Regions from separate parts of the Homo sapiens genome. Here region 2 is linked to region 1. Evidence: chromatin loops called from intact Hi-C (ENCODE). Cell type or tissue: PC-3. All regions are shown on one strand. Links, peaks and the distances in the headings refer to the core of each region. The heading gives the core; the rest is flanking DNA.

What was found. Hi-C counts contacts between places; a loop is a spot of excess contacts. Peaks named below come from ENCODE experiments on the same cell type or tissue, not always from the same donor. Only the 100,000 strongest peaks of a DNase experiment are listed, where the experiment ranks them.
Region 2: it touches region 1 in a loop (3-fold over the local background); 2 of 110 quality-filtered maps call a loop at or near these places.

Annotation. Positions count from the first base shown.
Region 1 is chr10:64,976,800-64,979,735 of GRCh38, forward strand. No RefSeq gene overlaps it. Among named protein-coding and RNA genes, the nearest start is that of LINC02671, 54 kb to the left of the region's middle. RefSeq lists an enhancer at 286-455. In PC-3, for the core only: CTCF peaks have their summits at 1,336 (motif pointing right) and 1,537; no DNase peak of the experiment used is centred there.
Region 2 is chr10:65,340,010-65,342,945 of GRCh38, forward strand. No RefSeq gene overlaps it. Among named protein-coding and RNA genes, the nearest start is that of LINC01515, 230 kb to the right of the region's middle. In PC-3, for the core only: no CTCF peak of the experiment used is centred there; a DNase peak (open chromatin) is centred at 1,692; H3K27ac peaks cover 543 bases.

The DNA of each region.
Region 1 (2,936 bases), core at 134-2,633:
TACATAATAAATAGCTTGATGTAGCTGTAAATATATTATACTTTACTAAAATATCATTTTATAGATTCTATGGGGAAAAGATTGTCTCATCTGTGAACTTAAATCTATTAGACTATTCTAGAGCAATGACGGGTAATTAAATTGCACTTAAGGGGAGACCATCAAATCAATTTCTGTCAAAAATTTTAAAATAATATTCAAACACATGAGAATATACAAAGACAGAAACATGATATTTTCTCAATAATATATTTGAATACACAATAGTATAGTATTGAAAAATACATAAAGATCTGAGTTCTATTTTAGATTTTTAGTATAACTAACGAGAATTTGGGGTTCTGGATTTATTAGCATTAAAATAAGGGAAATACAATTTTTCTTATTTAAAAAATATGTAAAGCGAAAAGTTAAAAAATGGAAAAATTTGAACATTAATAGCTTTATGGAATCACAAGAATTCTCTTCTAGCCTAAATACATATTAAATATATATTGCTAAAAGAATATATGGCAAATATAAAGCATTTTTTATAAATTCAAAATATACTAAATGAAATGCATTCTAAATATCTCAAATAGTGAATTGGCTAAGTAAATAACACTATTCTATTGAAATAAATATAATGAAAGTCTAAATTAATGTTTAGAAATGATAAAATAACATGTAAATATTTAAGAAGTTTCGAAGAAAGCAAATTACATTTATAATTTTAACAACATATTATGGTCATAGAATTATATAAAAAACAGTATAAACTACATCTAGAAACCCTCTAAGAAAATAGTCCAAAGGTATATAGTAGTTTTTTCTGATAAGATCATTTATTTTTTCTTCTACTTTGGAATTTTTCCAGTCATCTATAATGATGATGCATTATCTTTACAATATAAAAATGGACAATTAATATATATCTTCTCATTTCCTTCACTTTATTCTTTCATCTGTTTAGAATTTAATTTTTTTAATCACAGCTACATTATGTAAGAGTCCAGCCTGGTAAATGTTTATTAAATACCTCTGTGTTAGTGCAAAAAGAAATGCAAAGGTGCCTAATACAATTATTCACCATCAGAGAATACTTGACTTAATAGTCCAAATTTGTTAAAAATTAAGTGGAGGGTTTGAAGAAAATGTCAGAAAAGTTACTTTAATTATTGCTGAAATTTAATTCCAAATATAAATGGTTTTCCTTTCATAGAAGTCTCAAATTGTAATTTAATTAATTTTAAAATAATTTTAAGAAAAAATCTTTTGAATCTAGTTTTCTGTGAGATTATGTAAACTTCTACATATATTATCAGTGATAGTTAACATTAGGTGGCACTGTTTTCCTTTTGGAAAACAAAAAACAAAACAAAAATCAAAAAAATTACATTTGTGTTCTGCTAGTCCATAATAGAATCTAAAGTATGTTCAAGGAGGGAGTTTAATTAAAATGTAGCAGATGTTTTAGAAATGTATTGCCCACCAAAAATTTTATATACTAGGTGCTCTATTAGCAATAATGCAATATGTTATATGTTATAAAAAGAGGAATATATGTTACAAAAATGGGAACATGTTTTATAGATTATGGATTAAGCTTTCAATGAGTATACTTTAAATTATGTTAAAATATGCTTTCTCTGGTTTCATATACAGTTTGCAAAACTTTACCTTGCCATCTGGAGTCTTGTTGTAGTAGGGGGTAGGGGTGGAATTTACTTTTCAATAAAGATATGAAATTTAATTACATTACAATGGCATTATATTCACAGCTACTTCAGTCATTATTGTGTTTGCCTCAGCGTCTAAAATCAAAATTTTTTGTCCTCTTGCTAATCCTTGCTCTTTGAAAGCCTTCATTGTGCCTTTTCAAACTTAATTTACAGATTACACATGCAACCTAAATAATAAACATTTTGATATACACAAATCTTTTTAAACATCTTAGATGTATGTCAGCAGCAAGAGACGAGAAAATACACACACAATATCATCATTAACCAGTTAACCACACATTTTTTTAATTTACTTTTTATTTTTGACATTTATCATTTGCCTGGTGTATTTATTTATTCATTTATTTATTTATTTTTATATCCATAAGTTATTGGGGAACAGGGGATGGTTGGTTACGTGAGTAAGTTCTTTAGTGGTGATTTGTGAGATTTTGGTGCACCCATCACCCGAGCAGTATACACCGCACCCTATTTGTAGTTTTGTTTTGTTTTGAGACGGAGTCTCCCTCTTTCGCCCAGGCCGGACTGCAGTGGCGCTATCTCGGCTCACTGCAAGCTCCGCCTCCCGGGTTCACGCCATTCTCCTGCCTCAGCCTTCCGAGTAGCTGGGACTATAGGCGCCCGCCACCATGCCCGGCTAATTTTTTGTATTTTTGTATTTTTAGGAGGGACTGGGTTTCACCGATTAGCCAGGATGGTCTCGATCTCCTGACCTCGTGATCCGCCCGCCTCGGCCTCCCAAAGTGCTGGGATTACAAGCGTGAGCCACCGCGCCCGGCCCCCTATTTGTAGTTTTTTATCCTTCACCTTCTTCCCTCCGTTTTCTCCTGATTCCCCAAAGTCCATTGTGTCATTCTTATGCCTTTGCATCCTCATAGCTTAGCTCCCACTTATGAGTGAGAACATACGATGTTTTAACCACACATTTAAAGACAAAACTTCTTTACATTATACCTTACTTCTTACATGTAAGTTTTTGATACATTCTGAGTTAGTTTTTGTACATGGCTTGAGATAGAGGTCCAAATTTCTTCTTTTAATATGATTATCCAATTGACTTAGAAAATAGTTGAAAACACCATTATTTTCCTATTTAACTATCTTCGAACCCTTCTTGAAAAGTAATTGACCAAAAACATGACTTTAATTTTGGACACTCAATCTTATTTTATTTATCTATGTGTTTATTCTTATACCAATACCATAACGTCT
Region 2 (2,936 bases), core at 217-2,716, 360 kb after region 1:
TCTTGGAAAATCTGTGTTCCTCAAATCTATCTTGACACTTGGGGAAAACTCTCCTCCTTTCTCTATTCCTGTCTATATCCTTTAAAGGCCTTGACATTTCCCTTCTTCCTTTCTGGCACATCAAGCATCATTTCTTCAGCTTGGATATTCACAATGGCAGGAAGAGGAATTGTGTTTAGTTTCTTCTGGTAACCTTACAATTTGCCCAGAGGCTAAGGGACACATATGGTCTGGAAACTGTAGCAACTTTATTAGAAGAAGTGGAGGAGAAGCAGTGATATCAATAAATTATCGTATCAAAACTTTCCATGGCTTCCTTTATTATTTTATTTAGGGCTGCCATGGTTCTCTTTATCTGTTGCTTACTGAGGAGAACATGCTATTTTCTGCTGATTAGGCTCACATAATAGAATGGATAATACAATTGTTTAGTAGGTGGTAAGATTTAGTGGAAAGAACACAAGGTATAAAATCATATGTGCTATGTTTGCATTCCAGTTTACGCATCTATTAGCTGTGTTAGCTTTAAAATAATACTTAAATGAGTCATAATTCTTCATTTGTGGAATAGTGAAAACAATTCCAGAATTATGGTGATTTTGTGAGAACTTGGTAGGCATCCAGTATTTCCTATCTTTCCTGTATTTCTTTCCATCTACTTCAAATTTGAGGTAGTTAATAGCATGGACTCAGTATAACTGATTAGAGCAAAATGTGATTGTAGTTTGTTGTTGCTTTGTTATTATTATTATAATTCTGCTCCATATATCTTCCAGTGCTGAACTTCCCAATTCAAACCAAACAAAATATAGTAAAACCTGAGACCATGCTTAGTTAACAAAAAGTTAAAAACTAAAAGTCTTACTGTCCTATGTAATAATGCCTGAAGCATGGCTTAAGCCAAGTTTAAAAGATGTGAACCTTATCTCCTAAGATTCAATAAATGTATTTCGTTTTGTTAGTGAAAAATTTCCTTCAGGTTTAGGTCAGAATTTCTCTAAAATAAAATAGCAACATATCTATACTTTGTCACTATTCTCAGTAAACCATTAGAGCTGCATTATGGCAATCTTGTAAAATTTATGCCCTTCTTAAAATTCCTTTCACATTTATTTTAAGACTACAAAGTCAAGGATGTCTGCTCACACTGGGACTTCCCAGATCTATATTACTAACCAGAGGGATAGGAGAAACTCTACTGTTTTCTTAATTGGGCTCCTTCCAGGTTTCCCACTCACTTATATTTCTTTGCCTCTATTTCCAAAGTGAAAACAGTTCTACCTCATTCCATTTTCTCTATTCCAGGTATAGGTTCACTCCTCCCAGGTTTAATAGTCTTATTCCGAGCACTGCAACTTTTTCATTCCTTCCTCTTGAAGTGTCAGCTTTTGTTTAACCCATTGGTGATGCTTCAATAACATTACCCAGAAGTGGCAACGCAAAGAGAAAAATGGAACAGATGCTGTGTGCATTATCACCAGAGAGCACAGAGGAGAACTGACTGTAGTTGATAACTCTTGATGGGGTAATTGAGCTATCTGTGGTGGATCCTCCGGAATTTATTATTTTCTTAACCACAGAAAAGTGGTATTTACTCTCAGCCTTGAGCATTTGAATGGTTGAATTGTTATCCTGAGATTATGTCCAGAGTTGCTAACAATTGGACCTCTGATTATAGACCTTCCTTTAAAACACATACACAGGCCTGCGATGAAGATTTAATCTGAAATGACTCAGAGGGTGAACTTCCTTTTCTGAAAAAATGTTTCAGTAGCAGCTGTGTTTTCTGGCATCAATCCTACCAAAATGCTGACCTAGCTTGACCCTGGAAGTCCCTTTTAGAAACATAGTTTTGGAGATATCTTTCTTAATAGCAAATTTACTTTGTTAGGGTCCAGTAAGCTATCTCCATATACTAGTAAAGCCTCATTGTTTTGATTCATTCTACTTTCTAAATTTTAGTAATTTAATGACAAGGATTAAAATTATCTAAAAGTTGTAATAGGTAAAAAATTCAAAAAGGGAAAGTGTAATTATGACCAAGATTGATGTTTAGTTTATATACACTAGGATGACTGTATTGATTGTGAAGATGCTAAAGTGTTTTATATTTTTGGTCATATTCTCAAATGTTCAGAGTTTCTCTCACTCTATCCATTGCCCTGGCTCTCCTGGAAATTAATGTTGAATCCCTGAGCCTCCACACAGGGGTTTTATAGAATCCTGTTCCAGTTATGTCTGCTGTTGGTTTTTATTGGTGGTTTTCCTGCTAGGAAAAGTCCACCTTTCAGGTACCACAGCTGGCTCTTACACACCTTTGTCCCATGTGTGTGAGTCAGTCAGCTTACCATGGCTCTTTAACACCTGTTCTCATTAATCTCCATAGTCAGAGTAAGCCCAGATACAAGAAAAGGAAATGTCTTTCATGATGATAATGCCATCACATCAGAGAGAAAATTCTCAGTTTCCTTTTGCGTGCCCACAGACAATGGCCCTATGTTATTAGACAGATTCATTTGCAGTCACTGTCATTACCACTAATCAAACTGCAGCATACACAGGACTTGCCTTAAGGAAGACTGAGAATGAAGTCATAGACAGTACAGTAATGAAGAACAAATTGAGCATTAATCAGGTACAGTGGACTCTTATAAAGAGGGTTTATAAGCAACAGCAAAAGGATGTGAGTAGCGGACAGGGATTTTGGGGTTGTGGGGGGCAGGAAAATACCAATGGTTTGAGTATCTCTTTCTACTGTGAGAGTTGAATTTTATTGTTATTTAGTGGGACAGTTTATTAAAACCAGTGGAATTCCTGCACATTGTGGGCATTGAAACAGCTTAATTATTAAATGTGAATGATAATGCTTATATACTGTTCAATCTATGTTGCACACAATTCTAATAAATATTTAGCCCTATTAATTCTATAATTTT